Linked DNA regions of Mus musculus: region 2 is linked to region 1. The links are chromatin loops, found by intact Hi-C in ENCODE. Cell type or tissue: heart. All regions are shown on one strand. Links, peaks and the distances in the headings refer to the core of each region. The heading gives the core; the rest is flanking DNA.

Region 1 (10,301 bases), core at 688-8,687:
ATGCCAATGTGGCTCCCCCTTCCTGAAATGCAGTCCCTATTTGTGCTTAGTTTGTAACGCAAATTCAGTTTCATTTCCAAGTGAGTTCCAGAGAGACAGAGCAAACAGGAATCCTTCACTGGAGAGGAAGTTAACTGCAGGGAAGCTGGTCTTCTTGTGCTGGCCAGCACAGCCAGAACATTTTAAAAAGGTTCCCTGTTATCTGGCTGCAGTCACCAAGTGAGCTGGGTGGCCTGTCCAGCCTCCTGTTATTCCCTAAATCCCATGCTCCCAGCAGCCTCCAAACCTACTTAGGCCAAGTGTCCCCAGAACAGAAAGATGGATAACAACCCTCTGACTGAGAAACTAGTCACCTCTTGATGTGAACAGGTTATAAGCCTAAAGAATACGTTATCATATGTCCTTTCTGTGGGGGCATCTCCTTGTGGACCACAGGGACTCAGGGCTGCATCTTCTATGTAAATTCTTTTCTTCTCTCAATCTGGGTTGTACGTCCACGCTTATATTTCATACTATAACTGTGCGGGGACAGAGCTCCTTAGGGAACATTGGTCCTTCTACTGTACAGTCAGGACTGGTACATTGTATATGTAAAACCCCACTGTTGCAATGAATGTTAGCTATGCATTAACCATAGCACACATATACACAGAACAGGTTCACCCGCTTGATTGTATGATAGATTAGAAATGATTTTTGCTCACCTTTCAAAATACATTCAAAGATGCCCCCCAAGTTGTTCCTTCAGTCCTCAAATTCAGGATGTGGAAAAGACCTGTGGTCATCTTCGCTTTCTCCGATCCCTTGTTCTAACTGTGTATCACTGTGTTCTGTTTGGGAATCAAATGATCTCCCCCCCCCCCCGCTTCAGTAAGTATCTACTTAATTCATTCTCTGAACCCAGAGCTGTAGAGGGCCCTGCATATATGAGAGGGAGGGATGGCAGACATGGTCCCTGCCTCAGGGAAGCTCCTGTCTGATGGAAGAGATCAATGGCCCCAAACAATTCCCAGATACCAGTGAAGAAGTCTAGCCATTGAAGGGGCCCAACTGATCCCTCCCTTTGCAATTTTTCCCAAGTCTGCTCCTTCTTCCTGTACTGTGGCCATAGCCTTAGCCTGGCCTCTGTGGTCTCACTGCTGTGTGAGGCAGTCTACTGTGTCGTAGACTGTAAGTGATCATTACTCGCCGCCAGCACCTCTTGTGCATCTGTGTCTACGTGTCCTGTTCTTTCCATTATTCTTAGTTATCCTTGCAAATTCTACTATTACTTGAGATCCTGTGGGTGTGTGGTACCTTCCTTAGTGTGCACGTATGGTATGTGCATATATGTGACATATAATGTGTACACATTCCCAAATATGCATGTGATGTGTGTGTGTACGTGCATGTGGAGGCTGGAGGTGTCTGCCCTGTCTTCTTCAGTTGCTCTCCACCTCATTATTTACTTTGATGCAGAATCTCTCACTGACTCTGGAGCTCACTGGCTAGTGTGGCTGACCAGGTTGCCTCAGGGATTCGACTGTCTCTGCTCCTTGCATACTAGCATTACAGATGGGATACCACTATGTGTGGCCTTTGTGTAGGTACTGGGAATCCTAACCCAGGTCTTCATGTGTACACAGCACAAGCACTTTACTGACTGAGCTATCTCTCCACATCTGATGTTTTTGTTAAATCTGTGCTATCTCCAGCCAGAATGGGCCCCCAACCTTATCAGGAAGCATTATTCTTTGTCGGGGTCATTCTGTGGGCATCTATTATGTAGTGTGGTCATTTGTGTGCATTTTTCTCTTCTGTCAAGGTGTAAGTGACTGAAGGGCAAAGACTCAGTGGTCACCTGTCATTCCTCTAGATGTACCAGCATCTGACGTTCCTGCTCAGATGTTGAGATGAGCCCTCCTTGGAGAGCCAGATGCCCTCTTTTTGTAGAAGTCTGTAGATAGCTATACTTCTTCATTCCACATAGCTAGAGTGTGGACAGATGACTCACACTTCCAAAACCAATACATCAGCGGAAGTTTCAGGGTAGACGCTAACAGCACATAGCAACAAGAATGAGAGAGTAGGTCTCTAGAGAAGGTAACATGGGACTGAGGAAGGTCTAGTGGCTGCAGTCCTGATGTGCTCTCTTCCAGAGCCCCGGACAGGTCTCCTATCAGACTTGATCTGTGATGACTCTAGGTTTTGTTCCTGTGGACAATAGTCACATCTCTGTGGCATTCTGTGAGCTTCAACATATCATTTATGGATCTGTCTTCTGTTTACCTCAACAAGCTTCATCCATTTGTGTAGCCAGACACTCTGAACCAACTGATTTACTAACAATGGACATTTTATTTCTCAGTTCTTAAGGCTGGAAGCCCAACGTCAAGGCTGATAGCTGTGGTGTCTAGTTAGGGTTCTGCTCTGCCTCAGATTCCAGCATCATTAATGCCGACGGCATCTTCTGAAAGGAAGGAGTTCACATCTTCATACGACAGGCAGAAGGGACAGACAGGTCGAGTCTTCAGAAGGAGCTAATGTACACACTCACAAAGCAGATGGAGTTCTTATGGCCTCCTGCCCACTCCCAATTCTGTGGCTTGGGGGAACTATATTTTATGATGAACCTTGGAAGCACTTGAACATTCAACCCCTAATGTTCAAATGGACTGTTTTAGAATCCAGAGATGCATATGCCATACACACACACATATAAGCATATATGTAAAATATAAATACATACATAGAGTATATATGTATATACACATATAAATGTATGTTTAAGTATATATGCATATATAAAATATATAAAGCATATATACATATATAAAGTATAAAATATATGTATATATAAAGTATAAAATATATGTATATATAAAGTATACACACACACACACACACACACACATATACATATACTTCCTATGTATATTAAGTGAACAAATGTGCAAGAATTAATCCTAGCTATAAGAAGCTCTCTAATATTGACTTTCTCGATTGGTAAGTGGGCTAGTAACTCCTGTCTACAAAGAATATTGTACTGACTGAATGAAATCCAGTATGTTAATCAACAGCCAGTAAACTGCAGCTCGCACTGGTTGAAACAGGGATTTGATGGTGGCAATGACAATAAGGTGGTTTGTCCCCATTCTTGAAGCAAAAGAGAAGACCCTGGAGGAATTCTCTGGCAAGGACATAGGATCTAGACTTCTCATCTTGCTTCATATAGCTTATAAACATTGGTTGTCTTTTTGTTTCTCTGACATTGCACGCTTTTCACATGAGTTTGCCATCGGACTGGATGGCTGGTGCATGAGTATCCCACATCAGAGGCCGGGCTGCCTGCCTTTTGCAGTGTCAAGTCACTTTGGACAGTATTTGGAACAGCCTTCTAGAGCACCAAGAAAACTGAGGTTAGCATTCTTCTATCCAAGCAAAGAACTACAGCGCCCCCTACAGGAGAATCTGGGAACGTGAAGAAAGAAAGGTCGGGGAGAGGTCATGAAGAGAAAGCTGGAGTGGAGGCAAAGGCAGGGAGGAAACAGCTTCTGGCTGGACAGGGAGGAAGAGGAGCAGAGCATCACAGCTCAGAAGCTAACTCCTGGAAAGCAGTTGACAGGGACCGGTTGGGGGCCCCGTGTTTGCCTTGTACCTTTATCAAACACGTGATGGTAGCGTTCTCGTTCTCAGACCCAGGGCTCATGCTTCGGGTACGTTGTCACTCGTGATGGGTTTTCCTCGCATCACTTTTATTTTTTTTTCAAATACGTCATTGAAATATTATTTTGATGCTGAATTTCTCGGCGCCTCGCTTCTGATTCCCGTCTGTCCCCCAACCCTGTCCCTGCCCCTCCTTGTCGCCATCCCCCCACTATCTCCCTGTCCCTCCCCACCCCATCCCTGGCCTTATTCACACCAGATGGTGATTGGCAAACACTACCGTGTATGAGCTCATCCAGCCCTCACAGCAATCTAATAGCCCTAGCTCCGTTTTATAGTATCACAAATTGACCCACAGAAGGATTAAATCTCTGCCAAACTTCATGTTAATTGAAATATTAACCTGCTCAAGTTGAACGCAGGCCGTGTTCTTCTCACAAAACATAATTCGAGTCCAAGGCAATATACACAGAGACACTTTGGAGAATTGTGTGAGAGTCGACTAAAGTATATAAACAAAGATTACTTAAACAACCATCATTACTGGCATTTAGATCACAGAATGCTTAACACGGGAGGCTGTAAGGACGAGCAATGTTAAGTAATATTTGAGGGACTCCCTCCTTTAAAAGGTTGTGTTTGGTGTGTATGGTGGCGTGCACCTAGAAACACACCCCTCAGGAGGCTGAGGCAGGAAGATTGCCAAAGGTTTGAGGCCAGCCTGGGCTACAAGTTAGACCCCACGTCTTAGTTAGGGTCTCTATTGCAGTACCATGACCAAAAGCATCTTGGGGAGTAAAGGGTTTATTTCAGCTACACCTCCCAGACCATACTCAGTCCCCGAAGGCAGTCAGGGCAGGAATTCAAGGCAGGAATATGGATTCAGAGACTAAAGCAGGGGCCGAGGAGGAATACTGCTAACTAACTAACTTGTTGCTCAGGGCTTTCTTAGTCTGCTTTCTTAGACAACTCGAATGAAATTATCTGCCCAGGGTGGCAGCACTTACAGGGACCTGGGTGCTCCCACATCAATCAGTAATCAAGAAAAGACCCCAGAGACTTCTCTATAGGCCAGTCTTCTAGAGGCATTTTTCTCAGCTTCCAGATGAGAAGTTTATGTTTGTGTCAAATAGACACTTTGTCACAACAAAACAAAAAGGAAAAAAAAAGTATATTGGATGAAATGTTTTCATTTCTATGATTTCATATTTTCTGCTTCAAAGAAATGTCTGTCCCGACACATTCTTTATGCCATTGGCTATATTTTGACATGCAGTGTTCCAGTGTCTCTAAACACTCCTGTGCCCTCCTTCATCGTAGCAGCCCGTTTAAGTATTCATTTATCCCATAGTTAACCCCAGGACTTGGTTTCCCTTGGATACACACCATCAAAGCCATTTTTAATTAAATTTCTGAAAAGCTTGGCAGAGTAAGGGGGTCGGAGTGGGAGCATCTGACTGGCCAGGCAAGCTTTACTGGCATGTTAGCCATACACTGTGTGGAAAAATTGTTTTCATCATTTTATAAATACAGCACATTCTACTCCCCCATGATTATCTCCAGAGAAATTTCTGGAACCTAGAGGCTATAGCCTGGAAAGAATCAGAGTAGCCAGGCTCGAGCCACAGGTAGAAACACTCTTCCGAAGCCCCTAAGATGCAGGTTTTGACACCAGGTGAGGAGAAAGGTGTACTGGATTTTGTCTCAAAAGTACAGCCTTTTCCTTAGCAGGCTGGTGGATAAATGGTATGGAGGAGCCATGGGGGGGGGGGGCATTACCAGGTTTTTCATTCACATCCTTTATCTAGTCTGGTTCCAATGGGGCTCAGAGAGTGCATAATCTTATGCAGATTGGATGTGTGCAATTTTGCACATAGAACCCAGGGATCCACATTTGAGAAAGACAGGTAAAGGAAATGTCTCTCTAGAGAAATGGTTGTGTTAGTAATAGTCTCTGGGGACCTGGATTCAGGCCTTTAAAAGAAAAGCTTAATGTTCCCAAAGGAAAGCATCATACATCTTAAATCTTCCACAATGAGCTATTCATTATTCACTTATTCAACACATATGGATGATTCAAGCCATGTCCCAGCGGAGGGCAGTGTCATTGTCCTCTCAATGATTTCATCCTAAGGAAGGGACAAGCTGTGAGGAGGCAGGAAAGAGTCCCTTGTTCCTTGCTGAAGCCTTGTGATGTGCTTATTATACCTCCTCACTCTGAAGGACTCTGTCTAGTATCCTCTGTAGAGTTAGTGGTCGTGAGTTTCTTTAGCCTGCATTCACCCTTCAATTTCTCCTTCAATTACGGCAGATAGTTTTTCTGGGTATAACAGTCTTCTTGATTGTTCACTATTATAGTTCAGGATTTGAAGTACACAATTTCAAGTCTGACTGACTTTTAAATTTTCTATTGAGAAATCTGCTGTTATTCTAATGGATCTGGCTTTACATGCATTTCCTCTCTTGTTGGCTTCAATATACATTCTTTGTTCAATGTACTGAGTGGTTTAATTATCATGTGAACAAGGGTGTGCTCTTTTCTGGTCTTGTCTATTTTTTTGTGCTCAGTGCCTCCTTGCATCTACTTTGGCATCTCATTCCCTAATTTTTGGACATTTTCTCCTGGTTTATTTAAATGTTTTCTAAACCCTTAGAATGAAATAAAATTCTTCTCCCCAGGAAATCAAAATGTTTCTACACAGCAAAGAAAACAGTTTACCAAGTGACAAGACAGCCTGCAGAAGGGGAGAAAAATCTTTGCCAGTTAGACATCTGATCAAGGTTTGATATCTAAAACATACAAGGTTTCAAAGAATGCCACACCTTTTCTAGGTTTTCTAATAACTTCATACATGTAAAAATGGCATATGCTTAAATAGCCATGTTTAAAATAAGCATACTTTAAAATAAGGTGAATAGAAAGACTTAAGACTGAATAAATCATGAAAATGTAGACAACAAAATATATGGACTGGACAGAGGTGAGTGGTGTGAGCCATCACTGGAGCTTCATTGTCCAGCTCTGGCCTTGCTCCCTGGTCTAGAGGAGCCTTGAGGGAACCCAAGAGTGCCCTGCCTCCCTGTGGAAACCTTCAGGGGCCCCAAAACTAAGCAGCTTGAAACTGTGCCCAACTACCTCTCCTAGTTGGATCTGCCTACCACCACAGAGAGTCTGCCTGGGACAGCCAGCAGAGTCCTGCTGCTATCAGGATTATCCAGTCAACACCAGGGAAAACAAGATGCCTAAAAGATAGCATAAGAATGCAGTCAACAAGATACAGGGCAAAATGGCACCACCAGAGTCCAGCTATCCTGCTACAACAAACCCTGGATATCCTAATGAAACTGAACCACAAGAAGAGGATCTTAAATCCAAGCTTCTAAAGAGGACTTCAAAGAGGACATGAATAAATCTCTTAAGGAAATACAGGAGAACACATTTAAACAGGTAGATGTATTAAAAGAGGAAGCAAATAAGTATAAAGAAATATAGGAAAAAAACAAACAACCAAACAGGTGATGGATATGAATAAAATGGTCTAATACCTGAAAAGGGAAATGGAAGCAATGAAGAAAATACAAACTGAGGCAATTCTGGTGATAGAAACCTAGTGAAGAGAACTGGAAATATAGACACAAGCATCACCAACAGAATACAGGAGATGGAAGAGAGAATCTCAGCTCTAGAAGATATGATAGATGAACTCAATATATCAATCAAAGAAAATTAAACATCTAAAAAGTCCATGACACAAAACATCCAGGAAATCTGGCATACTTTGAAAAGACCAAACCTAAGAATAATAATAGAAGGAGGAAGGGGAGGAGGAGGAAGAGGAGGAAGAGGAGGAATTATTCCTGCTTTAAGGTCCAGAAAATATCTTCAACAAAATCAGAGAATAAAATTTCTCTAACCTAAACAAAGAGATGCTTATAAAGGTACAAGAAGTTTACAGAACAGATTGAGCCAGAAAAGAAAACCATCCCATCACATAATAATCAAAAGACTAAATATATATAACAATGAAAGAATATTAAAAGCTATAAGGGGAAAAGGCCAAGTAACATATAAATGAAGAATTACACCTGCTTTCTCATCTGAGACTCTAAAAGCTCCAAGGGCCTGAGCAGAGGTCTTGAAAAAACCTAAGAGACCATAGATGTCATCCCGGAGTACTATTCCCAGCAAAACTTTCAATCACCGTAGATAGAGAAAACAAGATATTCCATGACAAAACAAAATTCAAATAATACCTCTCCACTAACCCAGCCCTACAGAGAATAGTACAATAGTACAAGGAAAACTCCAGCCCAGTGAGACTAACTATACTAAAAAAAAAAAAAAAGTAAATAAAGTAAATAAAGAATTTCACACCATTAAAACCAATAGAAGAGAAACACACACACACATGCTTAACCACCACCAATATAAAAATAACAGGAAGTAACAATTAATGGTCATTAATATCTCTCAATATCAATGTACTCAATTCCCTAGTAAAAAGACACAGACTAACAGAATGGATGGGTAAACAGAATCCATCATTCTGCTGTATACAAGAAACACATCTCAGCAACAAAGATAGTCATTATCTCAATATAAAGAGATGGAAAAAGGGTTTCTAAGTAAATAGATCTGAGGAATAAGCTGGAGTAGCCATTCCACTATCTAATAAAATAGACTTCCAACTGAAAGTAATCAAAAGAGACAGGGAAGGACTCATGAAAGGTAACATTGACTGAGAGGACATCTCAATGATGAACATCTATGCCACAAATGCAAGGGCACCCACATTTGTAAAAGAAACATTACTAAAGCTTAAGTCACACATTGAATGTGACACATTAATAGTGGGAGACCTCAACCCTCTCACCAATGGACAGATCATGGAGACAGAAACTAAACAGAGAAATAAAGTAACTAACAGAGTTTATGATTCAAATGGACCTAACAGATGACCAAAGGACATTTCACCCAACCACAAAAGAATATACCTTGTTCTCAGCATCTCATGGAGTCTTCTCCAAAATTGACCATCTAATCATTCACAAAGCAAACCTCAACAGATACAAGAAGACTGAAATAACACCATGCATCTTATCAGATTGCCATGGATTAAAGCTGGACTGAAACTACAACAGAAACAATAGAAAGCCTACATATTTATGGAAACTGAAAAACTCTCTAGTCAATGATCACTGGGTCAGGAAAGAAATAAAGAAAGAAATTAAAGATTTTCTAGGATTCAATGTAAATGAGGGACCTACATACCCAAACTAATGGGACACTGTGAAAGCAGTGCCAAGAGGAAAGTTCATAGCACTAAGTGCCCTCATAAAGAAATTGGAGAGCTCTCATACTAACAAATTAAAAGTACATCTGAGAGCTCTAGAATTAAAAAAAAAAAAAGAAAGAAAGAAAATACACTCAGGAGGAGTAGGTGGCAGGAAATAATCAAACACAGGGCTAAAATCAATCACTTAGAAACAAAGAGAACAGTACAAAGAATCAACTAAACCAAGAGCTGGTTCTTTGAGAAAATCAACAAGATAGACAAACCCTTAGCCAAACTAAAAGGCAGAGAGATGTTGGGCCCCATTTTGGCTCTGTTTTGGGCCTTGAGGACAAACCCGAGCCTGGCTGGAGTTTCTGTGGCCTTGTGGGAGAGCGTAAGCCTGGCTTGAGTTTTGAGACCTATCTCAGTCACTTCCGTGTGGGGGTCACTCAGCAAGACCTGTTTGGCCCCGCCTCTGCCCCACCATTGCTGATGTGAAGATTTGCCATTGGCCCTGTCAGTTGCCCCTTACCCTCTGTTACCCTTCTCTGCCTCCTATGTCATTTTACCCCAACAAAAATCCCCCTCCCTATACCCCGCACTTATATAAGCGAGGGGCTGGTACAATAAAGTTGAGTTCCTGCTTCAACAAGACTCTCTGCCTGGTGTGTTTCTTTTGGACATTCACCATCCTACTCAGCCCCAGACAGATCTGGCTAGATCAGGTTCTCTCTTCTCACCTGGACCTGCTGGCAAGGGGCCAACAGAGAGACAGTATCCAATTTGACAAAATCAAAAATAAAAAGGACACCGGACACCGAAGAAATTCAAAGAACCATTAGGTCATACTTCGAAAGCCTGTACTCCACAAAATTGGAAAATCTTGATGAAATGGATGATTTTCTAGACAGATACCAAAGCTAAATCAAGATCAGGTAAACCATCTAAACAGTCCTATAACTCCTAAGGAAATAGAAGTAGTCATTAAAATCTACAACCAAAAAAGCCCTGGGCTGGATGGTTTTCGAGCAGATTTCTACCGGACTTTAAAAGAAGAGCTAAGGCCAATACTCCCCAAACTATTACACAAAAAAGAAACAGAAGGGACTCTGTCCAAGTCATTCTATGAGCCCACAGTCACTCTGATACCTAAACTACTCAAAGACTCAACAAAGGTAGAGAATTTCAGACCAATTTGCCTTATGAACATTGATGCAAAAATACTCAATAAGATACTTACTCTCAAACCAGATCCAAGAACACATCAAAGACACCATCCACTAAGATCAAGTAGGCTTCATTCCAGGGATGCAGGGGTGGTTCAATATATAAAAACCCATTGATATAATCTACCATATAAACAAACTGAAAGAAAAAATC
Region 2 (10,301 bases), core at 1,455-9,454, 360 kb before region 1:
GTCGAGAGAAGGACCACAACAGTTTAAGTACAGTAGGAAAGGCTTGAGACAATTTTCGAGAATAGGGAAATGAGCCCCTTAGTACACTTGGGCAATTCTGCTGACTAGAATTGAGCATACTTACCTGAAGTAAGTGGCTATTGTAGGCCACCCTTGAGCCTGTGAGCTATAGTATAGGAACAGGAAGCATGGTTTAAGTTGTCATTTTAGTCTATACTGCTTATACATGCTACAGTGTTTACTGTTCCAAAGCAGAGACAGAGTGACTGAGGTAGGTTTAAGGAAAGGGTCATGGGAAGATAATAGGAACGGATAGGGCAGTGGGTAGGTAGTTCATGTACAGAGTGACATCTGGGGAAATGGCAAAATGGAAGATTTGGAGCAAGTGGTGACTTCCTAAGATTTTACAGAACTTCGTGAAATAAAGCACTATCTTTATTCTGTTACTTACTTTGTAAAACTGTGTGATAAAATGACAATTTTAATGGTTTTAGAGCACACTTGAGCATTGTAGCATTTCCAGTGTTACACAGCTGTCACTCCTGCCCACGCACAGAATGTCCTCATCCTCCTAACCGTGAACTCTGAAACAACTTTCTGTCCTTGCCCTCCAGCTCTTTTCAACTAAGGGTTGGTTTGTTTGTTTTTGATTTGCTGCTCTGAGTACTGTGAACAAACTCATACAGTATTTGTTCCTTTGTGGTTGGCTAATTTTATTTGGTATGATATTCTCAGGGTTCATTAAGTTATAACTTGTATCAGATTTCCCTTTATTTTGGGGCTGAGTAATAGTCTGCCATGGGTGTATCCTCTTATTAGTCTGAGAAATACTGGGTTGTCTTCACCTTTTATTTGCAAAAAATAGTGTGAACATAGGTAGACATACAGATTAGTTTCCACTTCTCTTTGGATGTTTACTAAGAATAGAATACTGGATCATATGGTAGGTTACTCTTTGTTAAAGTGAGGAAAACTACCACACTATTCTCTGTAGAGGCCATACCATTTTTACAATCCCATTGCTAAGCCATAAGAATTCCTGTTTCTTCTCATCTTTACCACACTGAATGCTTTCTGAGAAGTAGGGGGTTTTGTTGTTGTTGATTTGTTTTGTTTTGATTACATACAGGGTCTCACTATGTAGTACTCAGTAGCCAGGAACCCAGTTATGTAGACTAGGCTGGCTTCAAAGAGAGATTGTCCACCCAAGTGTCTGCCGTGGGTTGTTTGGTCCTAGCCATGCTAATAGAACATGAGGTAGCATGACTGGTTTTGATTTGTATTTCCCTGGATAGTAAGTTTGAATAATATATCTGGTGAGGGTTTTATATCCTCTTTGGAGAAGTATTTATTTTCCTTCTACCTTCTTTATTTTCTTACTTAAATACTCATTCATTACTCTTTTTTTTATTTTTAATTTTTGTTTGTTTGTTTGGTTGGTTGGTTGGGTTTTTTTTGTTGTTGTTGTTGTTTTTTGTTGTTTTGGTTTCTCTGTAGCCCTGACTGTCCTGGAACTCACTCTGTAGACCAGGCTGGCCTCGAACTCAGAAATCCGCCTGCCTCTGCCTCCCGAGTGCTGGGATTAAAGGCTTGGGCCACCATTGCCCGGCTATTTTTAATTTTTTTGATAGGGTCACATATGGCCCAAGCTGTCCTTGGACTGATTATGTACCCAAGGATAACCTTGAACTCCTGACCACCCTGCCTCTGCGTCCCAAGTGGCTTTTGATGTGCCACCATGTCCACCTTGTTCTCTTTTTGTTTTGGGTTTTGTTCTTTCTTGACAGGGAATTTTGCTGTGTTGCTCCGGCTGAGCTCAGATGATCCTCTTAATAGCCTTTGCAATGTTGTGTTTAAAGGTGCAGGCCAACTAGGTACAGTTGTTCATGCCCATAATCTTAGCTTTTTAGAAACTGAGGCAGGAGGATTGTCACTGGGTCATGGTTTGTAGTGTGAGACTTTGTCTCAGCAAGAAACAAAAGTGCATCTCTTCACATGCAATGTGTCTGTTTCCATCTTTATAATTGAGTTTTTGTAGAGAGTTTTATATCCTAGATATTAAGTACTGATCAGATACTGATGTATTAATACCTCCTCTCATTCTTGTGGGTTGCTTTTATTCTGTTGGCATTGTCTTTTGATGCATAAATGTTTTTAACTTTATGAATTCCAGTTTACTGGTATTCTAATGTCATAAAACCATTTCCTTTGGTTTCTTTAAGAGTTTTATAGTTTTAGCTCATAATATTTGATCTACTTTGAGTTAAATTTTTGAACTTAATACAAAAGTCTAACCTGAGTCTTCTTATTTTTTAAATAGAGAATGAAAACAAACTATTAAATAATATTTTTTCCTAATTAGTACACATACATACACATACTTTTTAGCCTTATTTTAGGCAAAAACTAAGAATGATTGAATCTCTCTCTCTCTTTCTCTCTCTCTCTCTCTCTCAATTGTACACCCCAGTCTAGCTGTCCCTTGTACTTTGGGGGATTCCAGCTGTTCCTGCCTCCCATCTTGCCACAAAAGTTTTGGGATTACAAAGGCATGCTACTGCACCCAGCTGTGGGTGGGCTCTGGGAATTCAAATGTAGGTCCTTTATGGTTTAATGGCAAATGCTTTTACACACTAGCTGCCTCTACAGCCCTGATAAAACTGTACTGAGACCTCTACATTGAGCACTAAGAAAGCATTTATGTTCCTCTTATCTCCTTAGAGCCAAGATTCTGGGTCTGACAATCGTATCAACACAGTGAGTCTCAAGGAAGCACTGGAAAGGTTTGATCACAGCCCAACTCCTTCTGCCTCCTCTAGAAGCTCACGAAAGTCATCTCACACCGCAGTCTCAGACCCTTCCTGTGAGTGCCTCAGCTGAAAACAAGCATGTTTCAAAGAGGTCTTCTCAGTTACTTGTGTTGCTGACATCAGTACTTTTGTCAAGCACATCTTCAAATGATAATCTTTTCCAGTTTTGAAGTAAAGCTTCCATTGAGAAGCAAATTATCTTTAGAAAAGAGTTAAAGTGATGAAAGGATGATATGTAGGTGGTAATGCTCTACTTAAATTATTCCTTAAACAGAGAAAATTCTACCTTTCATTGTAAAACCATGTAAATAAGATTTATGAGTGTTTTGACTGCATGTGATCTGTGCACCAAGTGTGCCCGGTCCCCATGGAGGTCAAAAGAGGTTTTCACACCCCGTGGAACTAGAGTTATGGATGGTTGTCAGGGAAACGCTGGGCCGTTTGTTAGTGTGTGTGGGAGTTAGGAAGCCTGTCCCTTGAGGGTGCTGAGGATGATGAGAAACTGTGCTTCAAGTTTTACTATCTCACATGGTTGCTTTGTCCTTTACAAAGGCGTTAAAATTGTAGGCATGGATTTAGTTTTTATCTAATAACAAAAAACTAACTCAGTTTGTCTATTCCTTGGAGCATATGTTGAGATCAGTCATTCATACTGTAAGTACTAATTCTGGTCTCTGTTGACTGTCTTTAGCCACACCGACAAAGATCCCTACTGATACTAGCACTCCTCCCAGACAGCATTTGCCAGCTCATGAAAAGATGACACAGCGGAGGTCGTCCTTCAGCAGTCAGGTACGCCTTTAGCGAACTGCACAGCCTTGCAGGAGCCACAGGTGTGCTCACAGATGTCTGCGGTACCCTTTCAGGAAGGATCAATCTTTTGCTGACATAGGACACTCAAAATCTTTTCCATATTTGAAGTAAAATGCTAGACTTTTGTTTCTAATTGTGAAACAGTGCTAAGTGAGAGCTACTATTCAGTTTTAGTTGCCTTCAGTTCAGTCACTCAACTTTTCATGGAGTGTACATCCAAGGGCCTGAGCTGGGCCCCATGGGAAAGAGAAGAGAAGAGAAGAGTAGAAAGGGCAGCTCACTTTGTACTCAACAAAGTGAGGTTGATTGTCAGTGAGTGATAAGCACATCATATTGTATTGTGGTGGAAGTACTCGAAGACGAGTGTGAGCGTCACCTCATTGTCATCTTTTATTTTGCTTCTAGTCCATAAACTCCCAGTCAGTTGGTCCATCATTAACACAGCCAGCGATGTCTCAAGCTGCAAATTTACCAATTCCACAAGGCATGTCACAGGTATTTTTGTTTGTTTTAGTTGAGCATTTACAAATGATAATTGCATTTAAGCAAATATAGTTTTATACATATGTATATATAAATACATATAAAGGCAGTGAATCTGGACGTATTTAGAATATGTAGTGACATTTTTGTTATTTGCAATGATTTTGGTGGACCCTTACTAGAAAGAATCACAGATAAATGATGGTTTTATATCTTCTTGCTTACTGTGCTGTAACATCTTATATATAACAACAGCCTACAGGTATGATAATCTTAAACATGAAATATACTAGTTCATTTTGTCCCTCCTTATGGATATTGGAAGACTTGAGTAACTATATATTCTGTATTGATTCATTTATTTGCACACGGGCTATTTATTTAGTTCTGTGTATATATTGAGTTACACATATTGGATGCTGACAGTATTTGCATATCTGTACTAACAAGCTACTTGATCTAAAAGAATAACATAACTAAAATACCATGTTAATTTAGTCTACACACATGATTTGGAGCCTTAAATGCAGCTTAAGTGGAAAAGGCCAAGTATGGTAGTGTCTACCTGTGTGTGGGAGGTTGAAGCAGAAAAATCAGGAGTTCAAGGTTATCCTCAACTATATAGTAAATTCACAATCAGCCTGAACTACATGAGAACCTCAAAAAAAAAAAAAGAAGGAAAGGTGTTTAGAAATGTAAGATGGCCTTAGTCCAAAGAAGGTGTGAATGCTGAAATTGGCAAGAGGAAAGGAATTCTCAAAGCATTACTGTGTACCTTCGTGTGATTTATGGCTCATTCAACATTTCAGAAATGTTAAGAACACTACTAAATAGTAATAAATATAGTGGGAAATCTTCTATTTTATGTGGCACTAAATCCTGATTTTTAGCCAACTAACCTATTAAAAGCTCTGTAACAGTACTCTTACTAAATATTAAATTTAACCTTTACATCTTATTTTAAAGAATTGACAGAATTTTTATGTAATATGTAGACATTTAATACTATTTGTTCCTTAATCTCAGGGTGTCACTTCAGGATGTTATTAGCAATAACATCTTTATAGAGGTGTTTTCTTGAGATGTATACTGTGTCAAACCCACAGCTAAGCATTCAGTGTTCTGTTCTCATTCAGCATGCACTTTACTCAGTTGTTCTTGTTATCCTGTACTCTCTGCTTGTTTCTATTTTTTCTGGTTTGTATTTAATTAGAAATGCTTCAAATTGTGACAACATTTACATATAAAAATAACTTTAGTGACAATAAAATATATGTATGACCTAAAAATAAATACAACATTTTAACTAGCATTTTAAAAAGGCATGAGAAAGTTGAAGGTACTAACTTTATAATGTTTCTTAAGCCTAATGGAATGTAATATCAGATGGTCATTGCCATCTTCAAAAGTCGCTGTTTTATGCTTTAAAAAGTAATACTCAGAAGTCAGAGATGATGGTGCAATACCTGGGAGGCAGAGGCAGAGGCAGGAGGATCACCACAAGTGTAAAGCCAACCTGGTCTCTGAAAGAGAGTTCCAATCCAGCCAAGGCTACAGAGCAAAGCCATTTTCAAAGAACAAAACAAAACAAAACAAAAAACCTGAAGTAATATTCAGTCTCCTTGGCACAACTTTACAAAGAGCTAGCTCATTTAGCACAACCTTTCTGAAGGTAGCCGTGGAAGGGTAAGGTGGGCATTGCGACTCACTGCAGAAAGGTGAAAGTAGGTGTTCCGTGACGTGAACCGCTCTGCTGTCACACAGAACAGAAGAAGTAAGTGAGCAGTGTCATCAAGTGTGTCTACATTGTAGCTCATTGACTACACATAAAAACCAGAAGACTGAAAACCCTCAATGTAGAGGAATTCATTCATGATTTCTTAGAATTGCTTAGCCTTTAAAAACTAAAGTTTAAACTGGTCTAAGGATAGTATAGATAAAAGGTATAATATGTTTTTCAGAATAGCACCAGAATAAAATATTGGTTGTCAGTCAGATGAAGATGAGTGATTTTGATATGTGGGGAGGAAGGAGGATGCTAGGAACTGAAACTTGGGTTCTTGAACATTCTGGGCAAACACTATACATAAGCCCACAAGCCCTTTCTTTTTACTTTTTATTTTAAGACAGGGCCATAAAATGTTGCCTAGGCTAACCTTGAACTCACTGTTTGTCCAAGGTAGGTCTTGAATTAGTGATCCTCCTGCCTAACTTTGGATAATTCTGCTGATGTACACAAAGAGGGGACTCTCGAGATGACAGAATTTGGTATGGATTCAGTCCAGGTCCGGGTACATTCTCATCTGGTAAAATGTCCAAGTGAAGTGAGCAACTGAAGAACTCATTCTACTAAATTCTTAAGCTACAATAGAAGTTCGGGTTGTTTTTCTTTTTTCTTTTCTTTTTTGACAGGGGCTCACTCTAGCCCTGGCTGACCTAGAACTTTCTAGCCTTGACATCACAGAGATCCGCCTGCCTCTGCCTCCCCAGTGCTAAGAATAAAGGAATGTGCCATCACACCTCCACACACGCACACCGTCTAAATGTAATTTGTTCTTGTAATCAGTCAAGAGTGAGTCAGAACTGACTCTTCCAAGTTGTCTTCTGACCTACACACACATTCAGTGGCATGTGCCCTTACCAGGATGTAAATTGTAACTTAAAAAAAAAGGGACAAGAGCAGAGGCCGAACTCGGGATCTGACAAGATGGCCGGGCTGCCCCGCAGGATCATCAAGGAAACCCAGCGTTTGCTGGCAGAACCAGTTCCTGGCATTAAAGCAGAACCAGATGAGAGCAACGCCCGTTATTTTCATGTGGTCATTGCTGGCCCCCAGGATTCCCCCTTTGAGGGAGGGACTTTTAAACTTGAACTATTCCTTCCAGAAGAATACCCAATGGCAGCACCTAAAGTACGTTTCATGACCAAAATTTATCATCCTAATGTAGACAAGTTGGGAAGAATATGTTTAGATATTTTGAAAGATAAGTGGTCCCCAGCACTGCAGATCCGCACAGTTCTGCTATCAATCCAGGCTTTGTTAAGTGCTCCTAATCCAGATGATCCATTAGCAAATGATGTAGCCGAGCAATGGAAGACCAACGAAGCCCAAGCCATAGAAACAGCGAGAGCATGGACTAGGCTATATGCCATGAACAATATTTAAGTCGATCAGATCATCGAGTGTACACCACTTCTCCTGTTCTGCCAAGACTTCTTCCTTTTTTTGTTTGCATTTAATGGACACAGTCTTAGAAACATTACAGAATAAAAGCCCAGGCATCTTCATCTTTGGTGATTACATGCACATTAGCAAATCTGTCTTGTCCTGATTCACTGTTGTAAAGCATGAGCAGAGGCTAGAAGTACCATCCTGGTTGCTGAGAGATGCTGAGAAGCAGGACTCTCTGCTTTGACTCCTTCCCCATCATGGTTAAAGTACAAGGCACTGTGAATGAAGGTAGTTGTCAGGGTTAGCTGCCAGGGGTATGGGTGTTATTTTATTTTTAGGGGGAAAGTAGTTTTATTTTAATTTTATGGCCCCCTTCCCCCTCCCCCCTCTTAAAGGATCTAATTGCAGTGGTTAAATGCAGCTAACCAGTTTTTTTAGAATATGCTCTCTAGCCAAGTCTAACTTTAGACGCTGTAGATGGACAAGCTTGATTGTCTGAACCAAAATGGGAACATTAAATAAACATCACAGCCCTCACTAATAACATTGTGACTTTGCTGTCAAGTGTAGATTCTCCACCCCCACCCCCACCCCCACCCCGAAAAGACGAAGAAAAAGCTTGTGACCATTTTGTATGGCTTGTCTGGAAACTTCTGTAAATCTTATGTTTTAGTAAAATATTTTTTGTTATTCTAAAAAAAAAAAAAAAAAAAAAAAAAAAGGAAGGGGGTAAAAACTGAAAATGTGAGAACAACCACTAATGTAAGTCAGAGGGAGGACACGTGTACCAGGAGGGGCTCACCTGGCTAGAAACTGCTAGTCACTGCAGTGCCATAGACAGGAAGATACCCACTGGCACTTGTGGTGGAAGAGAGGCGAGCACCTTCCTTTGCAGTTCGCCCAGTGGCCTCTGCGCTGTTGCCGTGGGTCTGCAGGCAGAGACTGGTTCTGAGAGCAGAGATGGAGTGTGGGGAGGAGCTCTCGCCTGACTCCGCTGCTCGTTTCTCACACCGCACAGCTAAAGTGTGTTGTACTCTCTTTCCATGTGCTGCTTCAGTTTCAGTTTTCAGCTCAGTTAGGAGCCATGCAGCATCTAAAAGACCAGCTAGAGCAGCGGACACGGATGATAGAGGCAAATATTCATCGGCAGCAAGAAGAACTAAGGAAAATTCAAGAGCAACTTCAGATGGTCCATGGTCAAGGGCTACAGGTAACTTATTCTGTCTGAGCACAGAGAGAATCTCTTTCACATTTTGAGTTCCTAAAAATTGGCTTTTTTTTTTTTTTTTTTTTTTTTTTTTTTGGTGAAAAGTCAGAGGCAAGAGGTCTTTTTACCCCAGTTCTGTAAATATTGGCTACCTGCTTAATAATATCGAGCCTCTAAAAACACTCATGCTAAGAACACTTCTATCAGATCACTAGTTTTTAGACTAATGAACTCGAAATTTTAATAAGTTCAAGTCCATAATATAAAATTGTATTTTATAGAACACCTAAGGTAGAGAGTTTATAATAGTTTTAGTAAAATGCCAATAGATATGATTCCTATTACTTGACTAAGACACTTACTACTTAGCCAACAGGGCCATCTAGGGCACTAGGGCTTTGCCGAAGGGAAACTAGTTGAGCATGGCTTCTGTACACAGTTGCAAAGGATACAAAGCTGGCAGCAGCAGCCCTCTGAGGAGCACTGAGGAACACAGTTGATGTGTGTGAGAGTGAAAGAAGTGAACGTGTAGCTTCATGTTTTATTGCTACTATCACCGTTCACATGAAATGTTCTAATGACTTATTACTAGACTGTTAAACTTCATTTTGATTGGTTTCTTTCAGTAGTCTCCCTTTTTTTGTTGTCTTGTTTCTTGTTTTTGGTTGTTTGTTTTTTGGGGTTTTTTGTTTGTTTGTTTTTGTTTTTAACTGTAAAGCATTTTTATACTGGAAATGTAGCTCATTGGTAAAATGCTTGTAGCCCTAAGTTTGATTCCCAGTATGCCCCCCCAATGTAATTAAAATTATTTGTGTGTGTGCGTGTACGTGTGTGTGTGTGTGTGTGTATGTGTGTGTGTGCATATATGTGCCATGGAGTATATGCGGGGTTCAGAAGATAACTTTTGAGAATCTGTTCTTCACTATGATATCCAGGAACCAACCACAGGCTGTCAGACTTATGCAGCAAACACTTGTACCTATTGAGCCTTCTTGCCTGCCAAAGAAATTTCATTAAAATGTGATCTTTGTTTTCAAAGATGTTTTTGCAGCAATCAAACCCTGGATTGAATTTTGGTTCTGTTCAACTTTCCTCTGGAAATTCTAATATCCAGCAACTCACACCTGTAAATATGCAAGGCCAGGTTGTCCCTGCTAACCAGGTTCAGAGTGGACATATCAGCACAGGCCAGCACATGATACAGCAACAGACTTTACAAAGTACATCAACTCAGGTAATTGACTAAAATATCTAGTTAAAAAAGGCTGTGTTGTACCAGCCTTTATTTTTTTATAAAAATTAGAGCATAAACTATTGATGGTTAAAAATTTTATAGAATATGTTACTGTTAAATATTTTTATATTTGATAGTTTTGTGATTTGTTTAAGGACTTAGTTAAGTAATTGTACCAAGTTCTTGTAGCTCGCATACTTTCCGTATGTAAAGTCATTGACTTGCCAAAGAGGCTGAGTAGCAAACACTGAATAGACTGTTGGGGAAGCAGGGGCAGTTTACTCAGTCTGTAGGTTGCTGGCAGCTCATTACTGGATATCTGTGACTCCATTTGAAAATCATGAGTGTGTGACTGTCACTGACTTGCTTTTAACCAACAACGTTGTGTGTATTTTACCTAGCTATGAAGATGCTTCTTTTAAAGTCTTAGTTTGCCTTCCATCAAGGACTCCAGGCTAAGTCTGTTAGTACAAATCAGTGTCATTTCTCTCTGAATCATGTATGTTGCTGTCTCTCCTGCTCTGCCACCATTACTAAGTGGTGAGTAGTAGAGGCGTGGTCTCCTGTAACTGTTAGGTAATT

The links. A loop is a pair of places that touch in the nucleus more often than their neighbours do. Peaks named below come from ENCODE experiments on the same cell type or tissue, not always from the same donor. Only the 100,000 strongest peaks of a DNase experiment are listed, where the experiment ranks them.
Region 2: a loop joins it to region 1, with 2.6 times the contacts of the local background. A loop is called at or near these places in 3 of 42 quality-filtered maps.

What each region holds. Positions count from the first base shown.
Region 1 is chr5:75,864,461-75,874,761 of GRCm38, reverse strand. No RefSeq gene overlaps it. Among named protein-coding and RNA genes, the nearest start is that of Gm32727, 110 kb to the left of the region's middle. In heart, for the core only: a CTCF peak has its summit at 3,444 (motif pointing left); DNase peaks (open chromatin) are centred at 3,451 and 3,901.
Region 2 is chr5:76,229,583-76,239,883 of GRCm38, reverse strand. It overlaps Clock (circadian locomotor output cycles kaput), which reads left to right. Exons shown (of 23, transcript NM_001289826.1): 16 at 2,722-2,863; 17 at 3,502-3,602; 18 at 4,029-4,118; 19 at 8,336-8,488; 20 at 9,525-9,719. It also overlaps the pseudogene Ube2n-ps1. Among named protein-coding and RNA genes, the nearest start is that of Tmem165, 51 kb to the right of the region's middle. In heart, for the core only: no CTCF peak of the experiment used is centred there; no DNase peak of the experiment used is centred there.